Regions from separate parts of the Homo sapiens genome. Here region 2 is linked to region 1. Evidence: chromatin loops called from intact Hi-C (ENCODE). Cell type or tissue: breast epithelium. All regions are shown on one strand. Each heading gives the region's core, and the rest is flanking DNA. Links, peaks and the distances in the headings are about the cores only.

Evidence for each region. Peaks named below come from ENCODE experiments on the same cell type or tissue, not always from the same donor. Only the 100,000 strongest peaks of a DNase experiment are listed, where the experiment ranks them.
Region 2: it touches region 1 in a loop (14-fold over the local background); 1 of 110 quality-filtered maps calls a loop at or near these places.

What each region holds. Positions count from the first base shown.
Region 1 is chr16:89,441,407-89,457,251 of GRCh38, reverse strand. All of the region lies in intron 1 of ANKRD11 (ankyrin repeat domain containing 11), which reads left to right. LOC101927817 (a long non-coding RNA gene) reads right to left here. Exons shown (of 3, transcript NR_110932.1): 2 at 6,258-6,408; 3 at 2,758-3,994. It also overlaps the pseudogene RNU6-430P. Among named protein-coding and RNA genes, the nearest start is that of ANKRD11, 41 kb to the left of the region's middle. RefSeq lists an enhancer at 2,805-3,625 and a silencer at 7,112-7,191. In breast epithelium, for the core only: no CTCF peak of the experiment used is centred there; a DNase peak (open chromatin) is centred at 7,351; H3K4me3 peaks cover 424 bases; H3K27ac peaks cover 278 bases.
Region 2 is chr16:89,788,963-89,796,962 of GRCh38, reverse strand. It overlaps FANCA (FA complementation group A), which reads left to right. Exons shown (of 43, transcript NM_000135.4): 11 at 945-1,057; 12 at 4,416-4,492; 13 at 4,895-5,036; 14 at 5,427-5,560. Among named protein-coding and RNA genes, the nearest start is that of FANCA, 24 kb to the left of the region's middle. In breast epithelium, for the core only: a CTCF peak has its summit at 3,648 (motif pointing right); a DNase peak (open chromatin) is centred at 3,662.

The DNA of each region.
Region 1 (15,845 bases), core at 2,951-10,950:
CGCGGTGGCTCACGCCTGTAATCCCAGCACTTTGGGAGGCCGAGGCGGGCGGATCACGAGGTCAGGAGATCGAGACCATCCCGGCTAAAACGGTGAAACCCCGTCTCTACTAAAAATACAAAAAATTAGCCGGGCGTAGTGGCGGGCGCCTGTAGTCCCAGCTACTTGGGAGGCTGAGGCAGGAGAATGGCGTGAACCCGGGAGGCGGAGCTTGCAGTGAGCCGAGATTGCGCCACTGCACTCCAGCCTGGGCGACAGAGCGAGACTCCGTCTCAAAAAAAAAAAAAAAAAAAAGACTCACATAACGAACACCCCACCACTCTGACCATTTGAATGTGTACAATTCCATGGCCTGTAGCACATTTACAACTTTGTGCAACTAGCACCATTATGTCTATTCCAGGATATTTCTGTTCCCCCCGAAGGAAGCGCTCCACTTCTCCGCAGCTCTTCAGCCACTGTTGACTCTGTGCCACTGTGGATCTGTCTATTTTGGAGACTTCCTAGGAATGAGTTCATATAATATATGGCCTTTAGTGTCCGGCTTCTTTCACATAACGTGTTTTTGGAGTCCATCTATGTTGTATGTCTTGGAACTGTATTCCTGTTTACTTGTGAATAATGCTGCATTGTCTGGGTGTAGGCAGGGTGTTTACCCATCCTGTCTTGATTGACACTTGGCTTGTTTCCATCTTTTTTTTTTTTTTTTGAAACGGAGTCTTGCTCTGTCACCCAGCCTGGAGTGGCGTGATCTCGGCTTGCTGCAACCTCCGCCTCCCGGGTTCAAGTGATTCTCCTGCCTCAGCCTCCCGAGTAGCTGGCATTACTGGCACATGCCACCACGCTCGGCTAATTTTCTATTTTTAGTAGAGACAGGGTTTTTCCATGTTGGTTAGGCTGGTCTCGAACTCCTGACCTCAAGTGGTCTGCCTGTCTTGCCCTCCCGAAGTGCTGGGATTACAGGCATGAGCCAGCTTGCCTGGCCCCCGTTTCCACCCCCCCTTTTTTTTTTGGGACCGAATCTTGTTCTGTTGCCCAGGCTGGAGTATAGTGGCACAATCTCGGTTCACTGCAACATCCGCCTCCTGGGTTCAAATGATTCTCCTGCCTTAGCCTCCCGGGTAGCTGGGACTACAGGTGCACGCCACCACACCAGACTACTTTTTGTATTTTTCAGTAGAGACAGGATTTCAGCATGTTGGCCAGGCTGGTCTCAAACTCCTGACCTCAGGTGATTGGCCAGCTTCAGCCTCTCAAAAGTGCTGGGATTAGAGGTGTGAGCCACCACGCCCTACCTGTTTCCACCTTTCTGTTTTCAATAGTGCTGTGAGCATGTGTGCACAGGTTTCCATTTGAACACTTTTTGGGCATATACCAAGGAGTGGAATTGCTGTGTTATATCATAGTTCTGTGTTTACCTTTTGAGGAATTGCCAAAGTATTTCAACAACAGCTGCACCATTTTACATTCCTACCAGATAGGTCAAAATGTACAGCCCCAATTCTTTGAGAATTGAGTCTGCGGCACTCTTTTGTACCAGCAATGGGGGCTGCTGTCTCCAAGGATGAGGTGTGTGAGCAGGTAAGTTCCTCTCCACAGCTCTCTCCTGCCCAAATCGAGCAGCTTTTTCATTAGGCGTTCTCTGCTTGTTAGAAGTTTTTTATTAGACTCCACAGTTCTGAAGAGTTGATTCTGACAGTTTTTGCAGCTTACTCATGCAGTGTTGGAAGGAGTGAGTTTTGGGGCTGTTTTCAGTGACATCCCCACCTGGTGTGTTTTGAGGTTTGTCCATGATGTGGTGCGTGTAGCTCCTGTGTGGTTTTTCTTACTGAGTAGCTTATATAGCTATGTGGGCTCTGCACTGCTGCCACAGCACTTAAGGGGAGATAGCATGAGGAACCCTAACAGCACCCATGGGAGCAGCTTGAGGAACCCTAGAAGCACCCAGGGAAGCAGCTTGAGGAACGCTAGAAGCACCCAGGGGAGCAGCTTGAGGAAGCCTAACAGCACCCAGGGGAGCAGCTTGAGGAACCCTAGAAGCACCCAGGGAAGCAGCTTGAGGAATGCTAGAAGCACCCAGGGGAGCAGCTTGAGGAACCCTAACAGCACCCAGGGGAGCAGCTTGAGGAACCCTAGAAGCACCCAGGGGAGCAGCTTGAGGAACCCTAGAAGCACCCAGGGGAGCAGCTTGAGGAACGCTAGAAGCACCCAGGGGAGCAGCTTGAGGAACCCTAACAGCACCCAGGGGAGCAGCTTGAGGAACCCTAGAAGCACCCAGGGGAGCAGCTTGAGGAACCCTAGAAACACTCAGGGGAGCAGCTTGAGGAACCCTAACAGCACCCAGGGGAGCAGCTTGAGGAACCCTAGAAGCACCCAGGGGAGCAGCTTGAGGAACCCTAGAAACACCCAGGGGAGCAGCTTGAGGAACCCTGGAAGCACCCAGGGGAGCAGCTTGAGGAACCCTAGAAGCACCCAGGGGAGCAGCTTGAGGAACCCTAGAAGCACCCAGGGGAGCAGCTTGAGGAACCCTGGAAGCACCCAGGGGAGCAGCTTGAGGAACCCTGGAAGCACCCAGGGGAGCAGCTTGAGGAACCCTGGAAGCACCCAGGGGAGCAGCTTGAGGAACCCTGGAAGCACCCAGGGGAGCAGCTTGAGGAACCGTAGCAGTGGTAGCTGCTGAGAGTCTGGCCTAGAGCCGCTTTCATAGTGGCTTGGTTTAAGACAGAGTTATAATTTGTGAAGGAGAAAATTGGCATTAATATATGAGCAGTGCTTATTAAAAATTAATTGCTTATATGAGTGTAGTATGATTGTTTTAGAAAGTTGCCTTTTCTTAGGGTTTTTTTACCCACTAGGTCAAGGATGTAAGATTTGCAACCTGCAGTAGAAGTCTTCTGTGCCCATGTGGGTCGGATCCTTGCTGTGGGACTCAGCGTAGGCCTCAGGTGCTCTCCTTATCTGCCCCTGTGTCCCAGGCAAGCCTGCAGAAGTTGTGGTCTGTGGCCTTGGTCTGTAAGCTACAGCTGCCCACACTTGCTGGGCAGTGACTGAGAGCAGCTCTTCAGGCTCTCTTGGTTGTGGCGCGGCTGTCGTTGTGTTGGCTGTGGTTGTGTTGGCTGTGGTGTGCCAGGGGGTGTTGTGAAGCACTCCCCCATGATGAGTTTAGAGTGTATGTCATTTGCATTGTGGAAGGATTATTGTGAAACATGTACTACCTGCCGGGTGCTCTTCTGTGTGCTCCATGTAGGTCCACTCAGACAGTCTTGGGAACTCCCGAGGTGCGGGTGCTCCTCTGCCCCTTGTGGCAGAGATAAGTCAGTTGAGGCACAAGGAAGTTGGGCCACTTGCCCAGGGAAGTTAGAAGTTGGGAGTGGACGCCAGCACTGGACCCTGGGCAGGCTGGCTCCAGAGTCCTGCCTCGAATTCACAAGTTCTGTCTCCAGTCATGTTTTACTTCCTGTTCTCCTTCATGTAATACTTCCTGTTCTTCTTCTTGGACAGGTCAGTGGCATCCGGTCTCTTTTGTTTGCCGCTGTGTCTTCAGCACATCACATTGTCCTGAGTGTCCTGTGCTTGTATTTTCCCATATGTTTTTTCGTGCTTGAACAGATGCTTTGTGCTTTTATTTAAATAACATCTGTCTTGCCTCCTTTCTGTTAGCCACACTTTTTAAAGTATGCAATACAAGTGATGGTCAGCTGGCAAGCAGCTTTGTCCTAGGGGACACCTTAGCAGGCAGGACGTGTTCCTGTGAAACGTGGTTTGGCTTGTAATAGTGTCTGGGAAGGAAGAGAATTCTGTCTTGTCCTACTTAAATTAGTACTTTAACTTAGTTGAAATTCCTATTAGAAATTTTGAGGAAACTTCCATAAGGAAATGTGTGTTCTCCAAGGGATTCCTCTTCCATTTTAAGTTGGAAGTTGTTATAAACATGGTTATTGACCTCGAACAATAATTTTCTTATTTCTGGGTTTTGAAACGTTGATGTAAGCAACTGAAACAAAATTTAATGTCAGAGAAGTAGTGAGTATCTAAGAAATGCACTTAATCCCTGAAGGGCAGGGCAATAAAAACAAAAAGGAGCCAAGATATTTATCTTGTTAAATACTATTATGAAAACGGCAACAACAACAACAAAAAAGAAATGTGCTTCAGATGTTCTGTGCAGCCGGGCGTGGTGGCTTACATCTGTCATCCCAGCACTTTGGGAGGCCGAGTCAGGAGGATTGTTTGAGCCCAGGAGTTTGACACCAGCCTGGGCAACATAAGGAGGCCCTGTCTCTATTTAGAAAATAAAATAAAAGATGGTATGTGTTTATCCACGCATGTGTGATTGTATGAAAAAGCGGGCGTGTGCAGTTTCTTTCAAGAAGACCATGTGAAAACAAGAATCTAAAAGTAGTGAGGGGAATAGGACCTCTTAACTTTCAAAGATACCATCAAAGTATTCTTTTTTTTTTTTTTTTTTTTTTGAGATAGAGTCTCTCTCTGTTGCCTAGGCTGGAGTGCAATGGCATGATCTCTGCTCACTGCAACCTCTGCCTCCCAGGTCTGGAGATTTTCCTGCCTCCTGCCTCAGCCTCCTGAGCTGAGATTACAGGCTCCCGCCACCACACTCGGCTAATTTTTGTATTTTTAGTAGAGATGAGGTTTCACCATGTTGGCCAGGCTGGTCTCAATCTCTTGACCTCAGGTGATCCACCCGCCTCAGCCTCCCAGAGTGCTGAGAGCAGCATTCTTGATTAAAAAAAAAGTAAACAGCTGTGTCCTCACCCGCTGTGGTTTCTAACAGAAAGGTGTTACTAGTTTTAATCACGCCCAGGGTGTGGGAGAGAACTTGGGGTTCCTGGAGCCATTGGTGGCAGGACACCAGGCATGGTTGGTCCTCCCTACCTTGCCCTCTTGGCTTGTGGCTCCAGGGGAGTGGGGTAAGGGGTGCACTTGGCTGTAATTCCTGTCTCTAAATTGCAAATGAGTTTTTTTTGTTTTATTTTGAGACAGAGTCTCACTCTGTTGCCCAGGCTGGAGTGCAGTGGTGTGATCTCGGCTTACTGCAACCTCCACCTCCCAGGTTCAAGCGATTCTCCTGCTGCAGCCTCCCGAGTAGCTGGGATTATAGGCGTGTGCCACCATGCCTGGTTAATTTTTGTATTTTAGTAGAGATGGGGTTTCACCGTGTTGTCCAGGCTGGTCTTGAACTCCTGAGGTCAGGTGATCCACCTGCCTCGGCCTCCCAAAGTTCTGGGATTATAGACGTGAGACACTGCACCCGGCGCAAATGAGCTATTTGATACCAGAGGTTAAATTTTGAACGTCTAGACACATGTTTTAAAGATTTTTTAGGATTTTATTTCAGCTTGTACCCTAAACTTTAGGTCTTAGATTACCAAAGTACAATTATACAGATAGTTGACTTTTCTTTTTCAGTTTTTAAGATTCACTGAAATACTTTTTCCGTCATAAATTGATGCATTGTAAGTATGCCGTTCAGTGATTTTTAGTTAAGTTTGCTTACTAAAAGTAATTTGTGAAATGGGCCAGGTGCGGTGGCTCTAGCCTGTAATCCCAGCACTTTGGGAGGCCGAGGCTTGCAGATCACCTGAGGTCAGGAGTTTGAGACCAGCCTGGCCAACACTGCGAAATTCTGTCTCTACTAAAAATACAAAAATTAACCAGTCTTGATGGCATGTGCCTTTAGTAATCTTAGCTACTTGGGAGGCTGAGGTGTGAGGATTGCTTGAAAACTCGGGAGGCGGAGTCTGCAGTGAGCTGAGATCACACAACTGCACTCCTGCCTGGGCCTCAGAGTGAGGCTTCGTCTCAAAAAAAAAAAAAAAAAAGTAATTTGTGAAATCATCACCATAATCCAATTTTAGAAAATTTTTGGCACTTCAGTAAGATCCCTCCTGTCAATTCACAGTTAATCTGTTCACACCCCAGGCAGCCACTAATCTACTATCTGTCTCCATTGATTTGTCTTTACAGATAATTAACTTTTAAAACAAAAACCCGAAACACCCTTAAAACTATTAGCACTTGACCCACTTGTTAGGCTAGTCTGTAGAGATGTAGTTAGAATTCTGACATAGGCCAGGCATTGGCAAACTTTTTCTACAGAGGACCAAGTGGTAAAGAACTTTGCCAGCCATAGGTTTCTCTGTTGAAACTACTTAACTTTGCCATTGAAGCAAAAGCATGGCTGTGTATGGCTGTGTTCCAATAAAACTAAAACTTTACAGAAACAGTGCTTTGCTCACCTCTGATCACCCCGATCACCTCTGATTTAGGCCATAACTCTTAGCTGGGTGGTGAGCCAGCTGGTCTTCCCATGGAAACCAGGATTGGGCCACGTGGTCATTTACATTTTCATTAGTCATTTTCATGGCTGATGGAAGGCATATTTAGTTTCTGTGTGATATTAAATTGAACAAAATAGAATTTAGAATGTCTTGACAGGCCAGGCATGGTGGCTCACGCCTGTAATCCCGCCAGTTTTGGAGGCTGGGGTAGGAGGATTGCTTGAGGCGAGGAGTTAGAGACCAGCCTGGACACCATAGTGAGACCCTGTCTCTCTCTGTAAAATAGAATGTTTTGAGAATTTGGAGAAAGTAGGAGTTTAGGAATGTATGCATAGCGAAAGAGAATTTGGGAATGATAATCACAAGAAAGGCTTAGAGCTTGGGATTGTCAGCCCTCTTCTGCAATCAGTACTAAAACAAAGCGGGTCTAGAAGTTAAAACGAACTTTATACTTGCAAGTATTTGTTGAGGGTCACAGGAAAGTCCTAACTCCTTGTACACCGTCGGAGGGAGGCACAAGTTTGTCTTGAGGGCCCATTAGGGTGTTGCTGTCACTGTAAAAGCTGTTCTTCCAGCCAGGTATACTTCGTTGTATTCTTACATTCTGTCTCTGAGTCTTATGTTTTTGTTTGCTTTTTTACAAAATGGGGGGTGAATGTCTTAGGTACTTGAATTTTAAGTGAGTAGAAAGAATTGATGGCATATTTTCAGACAGCATCTGGCTCCCCGGTCTGAGCCAGCTCCATGCACAGGTCTTGATTTGGGTATGGAGGTTAAGAGGAAGTCAGGGTCAGAGTCAGAATCATGTACTCTCATCACTCAGGTTCTTCCCTGCAGCTGGAGCAGAGTGTGACACATTCAGTAACACAATTGTTTGCAAATCCTGAAGTCACTGGGTCTCTGAGAAACTGAGGGGAAAGAATGCCTTTTCCTGTTGTGAGATAAAGTGCTCCCCAGTGCTTAGGCAGGGCTCCCCTTGCTTAGGAAGGGCTCCCTCAGGGTGCTCAGTGAAGCAGGAGCTGGGACCTGTAGCCAGGACTGCATTCTTCAGTGTGGCTCTGCCTGTCTATGACTTTGATCATGTCACCTGCTTTCTGTTGCCAGTATGTGAGCACCTTACCTAGCTCACCAGGTTGGTATGCACACTTTTCTTTTTTTTGAGATGGAGTTTCGCTTTTGTTGCCCAGGCTGGAGTGCAGTGACACAATCTCGGCTCACTGCAACCTCCACCTCCCAGGTTCAAGTGATTCTCCTGCCTCAGCCTCCCGAGTAGCTGGGATTACAGGCATGTACCACCACGCCCTGGTAATTTTGTATTTTTAGTAGAGACGGGGTTTCTCCATGTTGGTCAGGCTGGTCTCGAACTCTCGACCTCAGGTGATCTGCCTGCCTCGGCCTCCCAAAGTGCTCGGATTACAGGCATGAGCCACCACGCCCGGCCTGCACACCCCCTTTCTAAGTATAGAAGAATGTGGAAGGGGTGTGTGGGTATAATTTAAAAAAAAAATAACGCATTTCCAGAGATCCTGGTTTAAATTTGCCCCATGATAGCTGCCTTCTCTCTCCATGTCTGTGTTTCTTTTTTTCTGAGACAGGGTCTCATTCTGTCACCCAGGATGGAATGCAGTGGTGGGATCACGGCTCACTGTAGCCTCGACCACCCCACCTCGAGTGATCCTCCCACCTCAGCCTCCAAGTAGTTGGGACTACAGGCATGCACCAACATTCCTCATGCCTGCAAATTTTTCTTTTTTTTTTTTTTTTTGTAGAGACTGGGTTTCACTGTGTTGGTTAGGCAGGTCTTAAATTCCTGGGCTCAAGCAATCCTCCGGCCTCAGCCTCCCAACATGCTGGGATTACAGGTGTGAGCCACCACACCTGGCCCATTTCCATTTCTGTGTTTCTATTCTTGCATTTTCTTTTTCATGTGTGATTTGAAGTAGCAAAGAATAAAAGAAGCTGCTTTATGATGGTTGATGGCTGCTACCAAGAACTAAATACAATGGTGATATGGGCAAGTAAAACATGAACAGATGCCAGGTCCGGGGCACTGCTTTGCTTGTGCTCATGGAGTGAGCCAGAGGTGGGTGGGGATAGAAAGAGCTCTCCTGCCCTGCCCGCATGCCGGGACTCACGTGCGCTCCGGTGGACGGGGCGGTGCTGGTGAGGGTTTTTCTAGGACTGCTAGTCCAGCACCGTCTCGTCTTGGACTTTGAAAATGATTTTAGGGTACTGTAAGGCCTCAGAAGCAGTTTAACTTTACTTTTAAATGTTAAATTCATTAAATTTGTGCAATTAAATGCCTGCTTTTAATTAGGCGTATTTGAAGATTATTTGGAAGGTATTTTTGTGCTTATGTCCTTTATAAAATACTTCAATTTTTAGTTTCAACTTTTGGTTTGAGAGTTTTAATAATATAGTAGTAAGGCTAATTTAAGAAAAAAGAAAATGGAGATTTGTGTTTAGGTGCTGTAGTAGGTTTGCTTTGGCCAAGACTTTGAGTACTTTCGTGTGATTTGGAACTCATGGTGTGAATTCTGACAGATCAGGGAGAAGTTTTTCTTGAGCACTAATATAACTTGTCCTTTCAATTCAGATTTTTGAGAAAAGGTTTCACCATTGGACTGTTTATGCTCATTTTACAGTTGAGACTTTTTCTTTTTATATTACATGGAAATAATTTGCACATATATTCTCCCTAACTAAAAACATCACCTATCAGTCTTACTGAATTCCTGTGCCCAGTGTCTGCAAGGTGCCCACTGTCTGCAGGGTGCCCACTGTCTGCAAGGTGCCCAGTGTCTGCAAGGGTGCATGTGACAAAGTCATCCCTGCTTCAGTGAGAGAATAGATGGCCCAACTCTCCATGCCTGTAATCCCAGCACTTTGGGAGGCCAAGGTGGGCGGATCACCTGAGGTCAGGAGTTGGAGACCAGCCTGACCAATATGGTGAAACCCTGTCTCTACTAAAAATACAAAAATGAGCCAGGCGTGGTGGTGGGCGCCTGTAGTCCCAGCTACCTGGGAGGCTGAGACAGGACAATTGCTTGAACCTGGGAAGTGGAGGTTGCAGTGAGCTGAGATTGTGCCAGTGCACTCCAGCTTGGGTGACAGAGTGAGACTTTGTCTCCAAAAAAAAAAAAAAAAAGAAAAAGTTATTGTATTTTAGGAAAATATTAGATAAATGCTGGTACATGTAATAAATACATGATGTTGGGCCAGGCGCGGTGGCTCACGCCTGTAATCCCAGCACTTTGGGAGGCCGAGGGCCTGCGTGTCCGGATGCAGTGTTCTTAGGGCCAAAGGTGGCTGTGTAGGAGGAGTGAGAACAGGTGGAATGTGGACACTTAGGGTACGAGGCCAAGAGTGGAGCATTGTTGTAGGATTGTGGACCACAGCAGGGAGTGTGAGTGCACGGATGGGGATCACGAGGACCCTCTGATTCGTAGGATTGTGGACGACAGCCGGGATGTGGGTGCATGGATGGGATCATGAGGACCCTCTGATTTGGGTGTTAGCTGTGTGGTTGCTACACTCTAGATCGTGCTATGTGATGTTTCTTTGGCACCTCAGGCCCCCTTGTTGAGGTTCAGTGATATCTGATGGAGAGGAAAGGGTGTTGGGGTGTTTGTGATAAGTCGCTGGATAGGGAAGAGAGGGAGGCATCTAGGGACCACTGTCTTTAGGAGTTTAATGAGGGCAAGGAATGGGGTAGTAGGAGACAGGGCAGCAATAGTGATTAAACTTTTGGTACTAATGGGTTGCAAATATGCATTGGGGGTGAGGAGGCCACTGGTGTTGGACGTGGAGCTTTGTAGTTGGAACGATGGACGTGCCCTTTGTGTGGGGGTCATGCAGTCACGTGCTCGGTGGCTTTCATGCAGTGTCTTCGTAGGGTGGGGAGGGATGGCAGGCATTCAGTTGGTGGCAGGTTGTGTTGGGTCCTTTCCAAGCTTTGCTTCATTCAGGCTTTAAGCAGGACCTGGCCCGTGAGGCACTTGGTGCAGAGTGAGAACACCTCGGCTGTCCCTGGAACTGCAGGGACAGAGGGTGTGTGGCAGGGTGACAAGCGGAGAAGCAGCTGTGGGGGCTGGCGAGAGCCTCTGTGCCCCAGAGTGGAGGAGGAGAGAAGCGGATGCTCGAGGTTTGAGTGGGAGGCTGTGTGTGAGAAGGGCCCCTTGGTGCTCACTGGACAGGAAGCTGCTTGCTGGGCATGGCTGTGGCTGGTGGCACTGTCATTGTGTGTCCAGGGTCCTGCCACAAGGATCTCAGGGCTTCACTTCACAGCCCTTGATGGCCTGGCAGCCAGAATTGAGTCTGTGGGTTTTTTTTGGTTTTTGTTTTTGTTTGAGACGGGGGCTCGCTCTGTCACCCAGGCTGGAGTGCAGTGGCATGATCACAGCTCACTGCCACCTCTGCCTGTTGAGCTTAAGTGACCTTTCCTTCTTAGCCTCCCTGTCAGCTGGGAGTACAGATGCTTGCCACCACACCCGGATAAGTTTTGTGTTTTTTGTAGAGATGGGGTTTTGCTATGTTGACCAGGCTGGTCTCGAACTCCAGGGCTCAAGCGATCTGCCTGTCTGGGCCTCCCAAAGTGCTGGGATTAGGGGCGTGAGCCACTGCGCCCGTCCACCTCAGTGTTAAACTGTTTAGATGCAGCTGTCACAGAAGCTTTAGGAGAACCTCATCTGTTTTCATATTAGAAGCTGTTTTCTTGTTCTCGACACTCTGTATCCCAATAGCTCATTCATGGAAAACACACCCAATTAGGGACTGATCAAGGATTTTCTACCCACTGCCTTCATGAAATGCAATTGGAAGTCCTTTTTAAACAGTTTTTTTTTTTTAAAGATGGTGGTTCTAAGTGTGGATCCATCTGAAGAACAAAACAAAGCTTCATATTCTCTTAGGCAGGAACATATACTAGGCTGGTTTTTTTTTTTTTTTTTTTAACAAAAAATTTTTTTTTTTGTTTTTGTTTTTGAGACGGAGTTTCGCTCTTGTTGCCCAGGCCAGAGTGCAATGGCACGATCTCCGCTCACCACAATGTCTGCCTCTTGGGTTCAAGTGATTCTCCTGCCTCAGCCTCCTGAGTAGCTGGGATTACAGGCATGCACCACCTGGCTAATTTTGTATTTTTAGTAGAGACGGGGTTTCTCCATGTGGGTCAGGCTGGTCTCGAACTCCTGACCTCAGGTGATCTGCCTGCCTCAGCCTCCCAAAGTGCTGGGACTATAGGCGTGAGCCACAGTGCCCGGGCTCAAAATCGTTTTTTTAAAAAAATACAGTTATTTCCTGATTTTATTGAAGAGGATGTTGAGATATCAGAGTAAGAATTCAGGTGTCAGGCAGGACATTGTCCCTGTGCTTGTGGTTATTGCTGTCTTTGTTTCCTGCTTCAGAGTAGCCTGAGCATTTGGAGGACGGATCATCCTCAGCCTCTGTGGCTCCTTGGGGCTGGGGCACTGGTCCTAGGTATGTTTGCAGGTTGGGGTGGAGGATGATAGTGACGTCCATGAGAGGTGTGATGTTGCTTCAGGGGTAGCATCTTACGCCCCAAGGAGATGACCTCTTAGTTTACCTGAACCTCAGAGAGGCTGAATTTGCTCAGCCAGTGGTTCGAAACGGCTGAGCAGTGGTTGAACTAGGGTTGGACCTATATATATTAGTTAAAGAAAACAGCTTGCTCCCCTTCCCTTACTAATACATTGGTTAATGCCATGTCCAAACAGCCTGTTTTACTTTTGTAAACAAGCCACATGGATAAGGGCTTAGCTTTATGGGAAGAAATCAGCCGTTAACATTTGCCTCCTCTGAGGTGGGCCTGCCGTGGAGAGATGGGGACTTCAGTTGGTGAGTGCCTGGGCACCCTCACCCAAGGGGCCAGCACACCTGGATGCTGAGCCTCCAGGTGGGTGGTGCAAGGGCAGGTGCTGAACGGGTCTGTGTGGTAGGTTTGCAAGGGTGGCAGTGTGCCACTGTCTGGGTGGGAGCCTGCCTGCTCCTGTGGTGATGTCCTCTGAGGTCTCTGCCTCTCTCTTTAGGTGGTGGTTCCCTGAGCTTAAGCCCCTCATGCATTTCTCACACTGTAGGGTTACTTGGTTGTTACATCATAGTTGATCTTTATTTGGTAGAATTTCTCTTTTTTTTACATTTTATTTATTTATTTATAACAGAGACGGGATCTGGCTGTGTTATCCAGCCTGGTCTTGAGCTCATGGGCTCATGCCATCCTCCTTCCTGTTTTCCAAAGTGCTGGGATTACAAGCGTGAGCCACTATGCCTGGAGTAGAATTTCTAAAAGCAGTCTTGTATGCTGCTAGACCCTGAAGGGGCTCATGATAGCTTTTCTTTTCCTTGCTTTTGGAGAAGAAACAGTGGGCAAAGTTTGATGATTGGATTTCAGGTGATATCGAAGTCCAGGGCTGGACTAGCTCCAGGGTAACGCTGATGGCAAACCCTACACAACCCCCCTCCCTCCACTCCACCCCCCCGACCGCCCCGTTGCAAAAGTAGGCCGTTAGTGCTTTCTGGAGCCCAAAGAAAATGTTTAGTACGCACCTGCTCTTCCCAGCAAGTCTGTCATGTGCAAGGAGTTGCAGTGAGTGGCAGCCTGTTCAGAGTTGTGGTTCAGGGAGGAAGCATTGCTAGAGTGGGCTTTGGGCAGGAGCATTTATCTCATGGAGACAGTTTTCTGCTGACTGCATTTCCACCTGGAAGGGCATACAGAGTGTTGTTTCTTCTGCTTGTGATTTTAAAACTTGCATATCAGTATCTACCTGTTTTGAGTCTTACTAGTATTTTATGCAGGAACACAAAAAAAATACTTAACTACCTTTTTTGTAAAATACCGAAGTGAGTTGTTATTTATTTCAGATTTGAACTTTTCATTAACCTTTGTCCCAGCCTTGGTGAGTTACAGGGTACTATGGAAACTGTATTCTTGGTCTGCGGAGTTTCTGCCTCCCTGTTCAGCCTGACAGGCCGCTTTGTCTCTGCACACCTCTCCTTCGGTGTTGACGCCGGCCCGGCACGGCAGCTGTAGTTGGCACAGGCTTTGTTGGCACTTTCCTCCAAGACAAGCCCCTGCCCTCCCAGCAGGCTTGCTCTGCACTCACGGGCCTTGTTCCACCTTCCTGTGCAGATCTGTTTCTTAATGCATCTTGGTCATGGGTCATCACTGTTCACCCCTATTCAATTCATCCAGCTTGTGTATCTTTACATGTAATAAAGGGGTGTTCCCGCTCTTAAGAATTGCATTTCTCTTGCTTGCAAAAACTGGTTGAAAAGGCTTAACAGGTCTGGTAGCCTTCTGGGTGCGGAGGGTATTGCCTAAAGAATTTTCCATGCGTGGCAGGCAGCTAGTAGGTATGTGTCTGGCACCCTTCCATGTGGGTGGTGCTAATACTAGTGGTGCAGGGTGGTGCTTGCTGTGGGAATGGGAGCACCCTGTGTATCTCTTGTCTCTTACTGACTGGAAGGCATCTGATGCCTTGCAGAGCAGGTCCCAATCTGTGTGTGTTTTTTTTAAAGTATGGAATGCTTCACAAATTTGCATGTCATCATTGCACAGGGGCTATGGTAATCGTCTCTGTTGTTCGAATTTTTAGTACATGTGCTGGCCAAAGCAAGCATGCCATGCTTGCCTTGACTGTGAACAAGTTCGATTTGAAATACTTCACATTTGAGGCCGGGTGAGGTGGCTCACACCTGTAATCCCAGCACTTTGGAGGCCAGGGCGGGCAGATCACTTGAGGTCAGGGTGAAACCCTGTCTCTACTGAAAATATAAAAATTAGCTGGGCGTGGTGATGCATGCCTGTAATCCGAGCTACACGGGGGCTGAGGCAGGAGAATTGCTTGGGCCTGGGAGGCAGAGGTCGCAGTGAGCCAAGATTGCACCATTGCACTCCAGTCTGGATGACAGAGCGAGATTCTGTTTCAAAAAAATAAGAAGAAAAAAATGAAATACTTCACATTTGAAAAACTTCCTGGCTAGAGGAAAAATCCTTGCTTATGTCTAATGAAAGAGGCAGAGGCTGGGTGCTGTGGTGAGGTGTTGAGTGACAGTGTCAGGGCCCGTGGGAGGTGGTGGCCGGCTTGTGCTGTAAGGGGCAGGAGCGCCGGAGGCTCACCAGGCCGTGATGGGGTTGGAGTGAGAATAGGGCACACACCTTCCTGCCACCGGGGAGCAGGGTAAACAGCAGAACCTTGCTGTGCGTGTCTGGGTTCCAGCAACATTCCTGGTGGGTGGTGGGGAGGAAAGGACTAACCGTGTCAGCACCTGGCCTTTGTGGGACACAGGCCTCCTCCCTGGAGCTTCAGCTTTATCTGGAAATGAGTCTTTGATGCGTAAAACCGTTCCTGAATGATACTGTCCAGCTGGTGGAAACAGGTTTGTTTTGACCTAAAATCTAGGGGTATTGAGAGAGAGAGAAACAGAGACAAACAGCGTGTGGGGGAAGCTGTGCATAAAGGGGCGTTTGTGGGATTGTCTTTTACTCAGGATCCAGCTTGAGCCAAAATGGAGGAAGAGTCTTGGTCTCTACAAAACAGGTGGTTTTCTGAGACAGATTCAAAAGCATTTTCTAGAGAAGCTCTACTGCATCCCTCCATCACATTCAAAACATTGTTTCTAATTATGTTTTGAGAGTGTAGAGTTAGATTGTAGAATACTGAAATTAAATCCTTAGTGAGGAAAGCGTAGACATGACCTGGCATGTTCTCCAAAGCACTGGCACCAGTGGGCGTGCGTTGTCAGCTGGGGTGTCCTCCCTCTGCTGAGCCTCCTCCCCCTGCGGCCTTCGCCTTGGCCCTCGGTGCACTGCATCGGTGTGCCAACTGCTCACTGTGCACAGACCTTTTTCATACTGATGAATTCATGTTTATTACTTTTTAAAAAGTTTATTTCTTGGATCTTAGTCACAGCTAACCCTGATTTTGCTTTCAGTACAAGGATTTTTAATTTCTAGACCGGATTTGAGTTGTTTGAACGGAGGTCTGGTGGCTTTGGGAAAGGTCTTTGCATGGATGATGGGGGAAGGTGCCTTTTTGGTGAGTGCCATAGTCGGCTGCCACCTTGCCATCCAGAGAGATTCCTGCTTGTGGACACTGTTCAGTTATGCAGGGTATGTTTAATTTTTTAAGAGTCAGGTTTGCGTTTTTTTTTTTTTTTTTTTTTTTTTTGTAGGCGGAGTCTCGCTCTGTTGCCCAGGCTGGAGTGCAGTGGCACGATCTTGGCTCACTGCATAGTCCGCCTCCTGGGTTCATGCCATTCTCCTGCCTCAGCCTCCCGAGTAGCTGGGACTGCAGGTGCCCACCACCACACCCAGCTAATTTTTTGTATTTTTAGTAGAGGTGGGGTTTTACCATGTTAGCCAGGATGGTCTCCATCTGCTGACCTCGTGATCCGCCCGCCTTGGCCTCCCAAAGTGCTGGGATTACAGGCGTGAGCCACCGCGCCCGGCCAGGTTTGCGTATTTTTTAATAATTCTTTTTCTGAAGTTTTTTTCCTGACTGCTTTTGTTGCTGGGTGATGGAATATATT
Region 2 (8,000 bases), core at 1-8,000, 340 kb before region 1:
ATGGTCTCGAGCTCCTGACCTTGTCATCTGCCCCCCTTGGCCTCCCAAAGTGCTGGGATTACAGGTGTGAGCCAATGCGCCTGGCCTAATATTTTGGTATTTTTAGTGTAGATGGGGTTTCACCATGTTAGCCAGGGTAGTCTTGATCTCCTGACCTTGTGATCTGCCCGCCTCAGCCTCCCAGAGTGCTGGGATTACAGGCATGAGCCACCGTGCCCGGCTGGACCCTTGATTTTCTTACCTGGGGAATCGGCATAAAGTGCCGCTTGCTGGTTGCAGGTTGTAAGCCTCACGAGAGGGTCTGGGTTTGGTTTGGTGGTCTGTATAGGCCTGCTGGGATGTGGCAGGCTAACAGACCTCAAGTGCTCTTGCCACCTGGCTCTGTGACCCCATTCACCCCCAGAACATCGTGTTCTCTCACACAGATGGCCCAGGAAACCTTAGTCCCTTCCATTCCTTCCTCATCTTCATGGACAGAGCTGGCCTCAGTCCCTGTTGTGACTGTTTGAGGCCCTGGTGTGCTGGGCTCTTCTCTCAGGCTTGGCACGACCCTCTGGGGGAGTTCCGTGTCACAGAGGGTGCCGCTGAGGCCCCGTCGGGTTGGCTCCCGGGGCTCCACTCCCGGGTGCGGCGCGGCCTGCCCTTCCCAACCTGTTTCCTTCTGCTCCACTCCCGGGTGTGGCGCGGCCTGCCCTTCCCCACCTGTTTCCTTCTGCTCCTTCGCTTCTCTGCTCCGTGGGTTTCGCCGTTGCCTTGCCCCCTTTCTCGTTGAACTGCCACCTCCTTGGATTCAGTTTCAAGTCTGTGGTTATAGTGGCCTGGCCAAGAAAGCCCCTTCCTTGCTTAAAGAAGGGATGAGCCTGAGCCACAGTTTGTGCTGGGATTGGTGGGTGGCGTGCAAGGCACCCTCCCTTTCCTGACCCCTCTTTCTGCTGCATTGGCAGGTTCGGAGTGTTCAGTGGACACACGCTTGGCAGTGTAATTTCCACAGATCCTCTGAAGAGGTTCTTCAGTCATACCCTGACTCAGATACTCACTCACAGCCCTGTGCTGAAAGGTAGGCCCAGTGTGGAGGCTGCTCAGTTGCTACCCATTTTGGGGATTGCTGTTGCCTTGTTGCCTTGGTAACGCTGACTGGAGATGCCAGGAATTCTAGGACCTCTTTTACGTCTGTCTTGAACCAGAGACTGGGTCCTCAGATGCCTGAGATTGTTACTAAATATCCTTTTACCTGAAAGCAACAGATTTTTATAAGAAAATTCAGAATTATGAGTGGACAAAATAATTGTCATTAAAATAGAAATATCTTTTTTGTTTGTTTGTTTGAGTCAGAGTCTCACTCACTTGCCCATGCTGGAGTGCAGTGGCGTGATCTCAGCTCACTGCAACCTCTGCCTCCCAGGTTCAAGCAATTCTCGTGTCTCAGCCTCTCAAGTAGCTGGGACTACAGGCGCCAACCACCACACCCGGTTAATTTTTTGTATTTTTAGTAGAGACTGGGTTTCACCATGTTGGCCAGGCTGGCCTCGAACTCCTGACCTTCGGTGCTCCACCTGCCTTGGCTTCCCAGAGTGTCGAAGTGTTGGGATTACAGGTGTGAGCCACCGCACCCAGCGTAAAATAGAAATATCTTTATTTTATTTATTTATTTATTTATTTATTTATTTATTTATTTATTGGAGATGGAGTCTTGCTCTGTTGCCAGGTTGGAGTACAGTGGCGTGATTTGGGCTCACTGCAACCTCCACCTCCCGGGTTCAAACCATTCTCCTGCCTCAGCCTCCACAGTAGCTGGGATTACGGGCATGTGCCACCATGCCCGGCTAATTTTTGTATTTTTAGTAGAGACGGGCTTTCACCATGTTGGCCAGGCTGGTCTCGAACTCCTAATCTCAGGTAATCCGCCCGTCTCGGCCTCCCAAAATACTGGGATTACAGGCGTGTGCCGCTGTGCCCAGCCGCTGTCTAGTCTTTTAAAACTTGGTGTTTGAGCATGCACATTCTCCTTCTGGAATACCTGATCACCCAGCACAACTCACGTTATCTTTCTGCTGGCTACCCTTGCCTTGCTGTGACTGTGTCATGGTTCTCAGCTAGACTCGGTGGCGTGTTTGATGGCCCAGGCATCGTCTGCCCAGTGGGTGTCCTGTTACCCATGTATGACAGACTGTACCCAAGATATCAGTCTTACGAATAAGGCCACGATGAACACTTTGAGCTTTTTCTGTATCTAGCATATCCCCAGGGTAGATGCTCAGGCAGGAAACTGGTGGGAGATGAGGGATACACAGATGGCTCCCAACAGGTGCTGTGAGGTGCTCAGGAGTTTATCATCACTTGACTGAGCTGAGCTTCCTTTGAACAGCATCCCCACCATGATTGGTTTATTCCCAGTTTATCTTATTTTATGTATTTATTTATTTTTTTGAGACAGAGTCTTACTCTGTTGCCCAGGCTGGAGTGTGGTGGTGCGATCTCAGCTCACTGCAACCTCTGCCGCCTGGGTTCAAGCTATTCCCTGCCAAGCTTGAATTACAGGCGCCTGCCACCATGCCCAGCTACTTTTTGTATTTTGAGTAGAGACAGGGTTTCACCATCTTGGCCAGGCTGGTCTAGAACTCCTGACCTTGTGATCCACCCACTTCGGCCTCCCAAAGTGGTGGGATTACAGGCGTGAGCCACCTAGCCTGACCTTACTGACAGTTTAAAAGCAGGAAAATTGAAATGCAGTTGGTACATTGGAAAATATTTATTGTGAATATGACAAAGCATTACAAGTAAGTAACCGGGCCTGAGAAACAGAATTGATGATATAGCAAATAGGCAACAAACAGGGAGATGGTGAACTTTAATAACTGAAAAAGTACATATTAAGATCTGTCTTCACACTGAAGCTTTGAAACACAACTTTTTGGCCAGGAGCAGTGGCTCACGCCTGTAATCCCAGCATTTTGGGAGGCTGAGACGGGCAGGTCACGAGGTCAGAAGTTCGAGACCAGCCTGGCCAAAAGAGTGAAACCCCATCTCTACTAAAAAATACAAAAATTAGCCGGGCGTGGTGGTGGGCGCCTGTAGTCCCAGCTACTCGGGAGGCTGAGGCAGGAGAATCGCTTGAACCCGAGAGGCAGAGCTTGCAGTGAGCCGAGATTGTACCACTGCACTCCAGCCTGGGTGACAGAGTGAGACTCAGCATCAAAAAAATAAAAATACAAAAAGTATCTGGGTATGGTGGCACACGCCTGTGGTCGCAGCTACTTGGGAGACTGAGGCAGGTGGATTGCTTGAGCCAGGGAGGTCGAGGCTGTGGTGAGCACTGCACTCCAGCCTGGGTGATAGTGAGACCCTGTCCAAAAACAAAACCTGTGGGCGGCAAGCCACCCAGGCACCAAGGCAAGAGACCGAGGACACGAGCTGTTCTAGTATAATAAAATATAAAACAAGAATAGTTATACCAGATATAGATCTTAGATATGATTACATATGAATATCATTAATCATTAGTTGGTAGTAATTACTGTTTATTGCAATATTATAATAATCCTCGCTCTATAATCATAACCTAGGAAAAGCCAGGCCATACAGAGACAGGAGCTGAGGGGACATGGTGAGAAGTGACCATAAGACAAGAGTGTGAGCCTTCTGTTATGCCCGGACAGGGCCACCAGAGGGCTCCTTGGTCTAGCGGTGACGGCAGCGTCTGGGAAGACGCCCGTCACCAAGCGGATCGTGGTCCAGCGGTAGCAAAAGGTGTCAAGGAACACCACTCACTACTTAGACCGGGAAAGGGACTCTCCCTTTCCCCCCGGGAGTTTAGAGAAGACTCTGCTCCTCCACCTCTTGTGGAGGGCCTGACATCAGTCAGGCTCACCCACAGTTATCCGGAGGCCTAACCGTCTCCCTGTGATGCTGTGCTTCAGTGGTCACGCTCCTAGTCCACCTTCATGTTCCATCCTGTACACCTGGCTCTGCCTTCTAGATAGCAGTAGTAAATTAGTGAAAGTACTAAAAGTCTCTGATATGCAGAAATAATGGCATAAGCTGTCTTTGTCTCTATCTCCTCTCCCTCTCTGCCTCGGCTTCCAGGCAGGGAAGGGCCCCCTATCCAGTGGACACGTGACCTTACCTATCATTGGAGATGACTCACACTCTTTACCCTGCCCCTTTTGCTTTGTATCCAATAAATAACAGCACAACCAGACATTCAGGGCCACTACCGGTCTCCGCGCATTGATGGTAGTGGTCCCCCGGGCCCAGCTGTCTTGTCTTTTATCTCTTTGTCTTGTATCTTTCTTTCTACACTCTCTCGTCGCCGCACACGGGGAGAGACCCACCGACCCTGTGGGGCTGGTCCTTAACAAAAACCCACAACTTTTTGATCTCTGACTTGAAGTTTTTGTCTGTTTCTCCCCCTGCAGCATCTGATGCTGTTCAGATGCAGAGAGAGTGGAGCTTTGCGCGGACACACCCTCTGCTCACCTCACTGTACCGCAGGGTGAGTGGATGTGGTATTATACCTGCTTCTGAGCTCGTGGCGGGGGGATTAAGATCTGCCTAGTACTTGTCATGCTGCCTGCCGTGGACGGCACATCGAGAGGTTCAGGGATGTCTGGTGAGATGTGGCTGTCCTCATCAAGGCCACCACTCAGGTCAGGAGACTGAACTTGTCCCTTGGGCCGAGCCCCTCCTCCTTGAGATAGGGAGAATTCTCTCCAAGCAGGTGCTGGCCACTGTGAGGGGAGAGACGCCACGGTGTGAGCTGTCACAGCTCCATGTGTTACCTTTGCAGTGGGAAGTGAGGGGGCTGCGGTGGCCACCGGCTGGGAGGAAGGTGAGGGGTCATCTGTCGCACATTGGTTTGCTTGGATATTGAAGGGAGCGGATGCTTTTATTTCAGCTCTTTGTGATGCTGAGTGCAGAGGAGTTGGTTGGCCATTTGCAAGAAGTTCTGGAAACGCAGGAGGTTCACTGGCAGAGAGTGCTCTCCTTTGTGTCTGCCCTGGTTGTCTGCTTTCCAGAAGCGCAGCAGCTGCTTGAAGGTGAGCTTTTACGCGAGCCCGGTGGTGCTGGTCAAGAGTGTGTGTAGGGGGGTGTCAGCAGAGTCCCAGCTGACTGTGGGTGAGCCTCTCAGTGAAGCCCTTCCCTACCTGCCCGGAACCTGCAGTGCCTCCTGTCGATGGAACATTCTTTGTCAGACGCTTCCATAAGCACTGACTGCTGCTCTGAGAGGCCAGAGTGTCCACTGCTGCTTCATTCAGGTCTCTAGTGGTTTGCACTTGACATGCTGTAATTGCTGTGTAGTCTTTTAAAACTTGGTGTTTGGGTGTGCACAGTCTCCTTCTGGAATACTTGATCACCCAGCATAACTCACGTCATGTTCCTGCTGGCTGCCCTTGCCTTGCTGTGACTATGTCATGGTTCTTAACTAGACTGGGTGGCGCGTTTGATGGCCCAGGCATTCGAGAGCTGCCAGCTGGACAGCATGGTCACTGCGTTCCTGGTTGTGCGCCAGGCAGCACTGGAGGGCCCCTCTGCGTTCCTGTCATATGCAGACTGGTTCAAGGTAAGTGACCTGCCAATCGGCTACCTAATACCTGATCTTCCCAGAAGGCCTGGGAGTGGGGACCATGCTGTCCCCACCTGATTCTCTGTCATGTGAGTGAGCAACCTTGCTGTCAGCTTTGCCGAGTGGCCTTGGCAGATCTTCCTCTGCGTGTGCCGAGGAGCCTGGGTTCTCCCTGTCGGGGCCTCAGCGGATCTTCCTCTGCATGTTCCGAGGAGCCTGGGTTCTCCCTGTCGGGGCCTCAGCTCCTTCCCCTGGTTTCTGTCTCACTTAGTTGACGGAGCCTCCTGCTGTCTTTTATAAGAAAATTAGCGAAATCAAGCCTGGACACCATAGTGAAACCTCATCTCCACCAAAAAAAAAAAAAAAAAAAAAAAAACACACACACACACACACAAAACAAAAACTACGCAGGTGTGGTGGCAGACACCTGTAGTCCTCGTTACTCGGGAGGCTGAGACGCAAGGATTACTTGAGCCTGGGAGATCAAGGCTGCAGTGAGCTGTGATTGCACCACTGTACGCCAGCCTGGGTGACAGAAGGAGACTCCATCCCAAAAAGAAAAAAAAGAAAATGAGTGAAATCAGGAAAGAGGGGACACAGAAGTGGATGCTGCTTTTTGCAGAGTATACAATGTCTCTTATTTTCCCTTTTTTTTTTTTTGAGATGGAGTCTTCCTCTGTCGCCCAGGCTAGAGTGCAGTGGTACAGAAAGCTCACCTTCTCGGCTCACTGCAAACTCCGCTGCCCCGTTTCAAGCTATTCTCCTGCCTCAGCCTCCTGAGTAGCTGGGATTACAGGTGTGCACTACCATACCCAGTTCATTTTTGTATTTTTAGTAGAGACGGGGTTTCACCATGTTGGTCAGGCTGGTCTCTAACTCCTGACCTCATGATCCGCCCGTCTTGTCCTCCCAAAGTGCTGGGATTACAGGCATGAGCCAGCGCACCTGGCCTTTCCTTTTTATTTATTTATTTATTTATTTTATTTATTTACTTATTTATTTTTTTGAGGTGGAGTCTCATTCTATCACTCATACTGGAGTGCACTGGTGCGACCTCGGCTCACTGCAACCTCCTCCTCCTGGGTTCAAGCAATTCTCCTGCCTCCGCCTCCCGAGTAGCTGGGGTTACAGGCGTTCGCCACCACACCTGGCTAATTTTTAGTAGAGACAGGGTTTCATCATGTTGGTCAGGCTGGTCTCAAAATCCTGACCTTAAGTGGTCCGCCTCCCTCGGCCTCCCAAAGTGCAGGGATTACAGGCATGAGCCACCGTGCCCAGCCTTGCGTCTCTAATTTTCACGTAAGTCCTGAAACAAGTACTTCATTTCTTCAGCCGTATCACATATTCTTCCTTTTTCTTTGGAACACACACAGTGTGCTCTCTGACAGAAGTTTATGCAGCTGTTCCTGAACCTAAGTGGGCATTAGACTCGCCTGGAGGGGGCTTTGGAAATAAAGATCCAGGGCCCATTTGAGACTACTGAGTCTGAGCTCCTGAGACCTCAGGGATCCCTGGGCAACCCCTGTGAAAACCCCCAGTTCATGTGGGGAGTTGGGTGTATTTGAGATATCAGCTTTGAAGGACCGCCATGGTTTCTCTTTTAGTGCTTGTGAGTAAAGTTTCCATTTGAAGAGCTAATTTTTGTAGAAGTTTTGGGTTCGGGCCAGGTACAGTGGCTCATGCCTGTAATCTCAGCAGTTTGGGAGGCCTAGGCAGGAGGATTGCTTGAGCCCAGGGGTTCAAGATCAGCCTGGGCAGCACAGTGAGACCCCGGTCTCTACAGAATGTAACAATTAGCTGGGTGTGGTGGTAAGCACCTGTGGTCCTGGCTACTTACCGGCTGAGGCAGGATGATTACTTAAGCCGAGGAGGTTGAGGCTGCATTGAGCTGGGATTGCATTACTACGCTCCAGCCTGGGAGACAGAGCAAGACTCTGTCTCAAAAAAAAAAAAAAAAAAAAAAGTATTGAGTTTTCCTGCCATCACCACCTCGGTGAAGTAGTTGCCTCTTTGTAGGAGTCTCAGCTCCCTGAAATTTTCAAGGGCTGCGGTGCCTGCATCGCCATCGTGGCTGCGGTGCCTGCTCCCCCCCCAGGCCTTCTGAGGAGCTGAGGCTGCACAGGAGGCTGAGCCGCATCTGCTTGTGTTGGGAGAAGGTGGTGACTGGTGCAGTGTCAGTGTCAACTCACTTCTATTCCTTAAAGTTCCTTCTCACCTGCCCTCAGGCTCTCCCCAGCTCTGCCCAGTTAGCCTGGGGCTTCCACTAAACTAAGAGGAGAGGTGTTTGTTCTGTCCTTTTAGTGAGGCGCTGAGAGATTTGTGCCAGAATCCACCTGGTGCTCTTGGGTCAGGAGTTGATGGGTCTCCCCGAGCCGCGGCTCAGGTGTCTCCCTGGGCTGCTTTTTCTTCGGTTCCAGAGGCGACAGTTGGGAGAGGA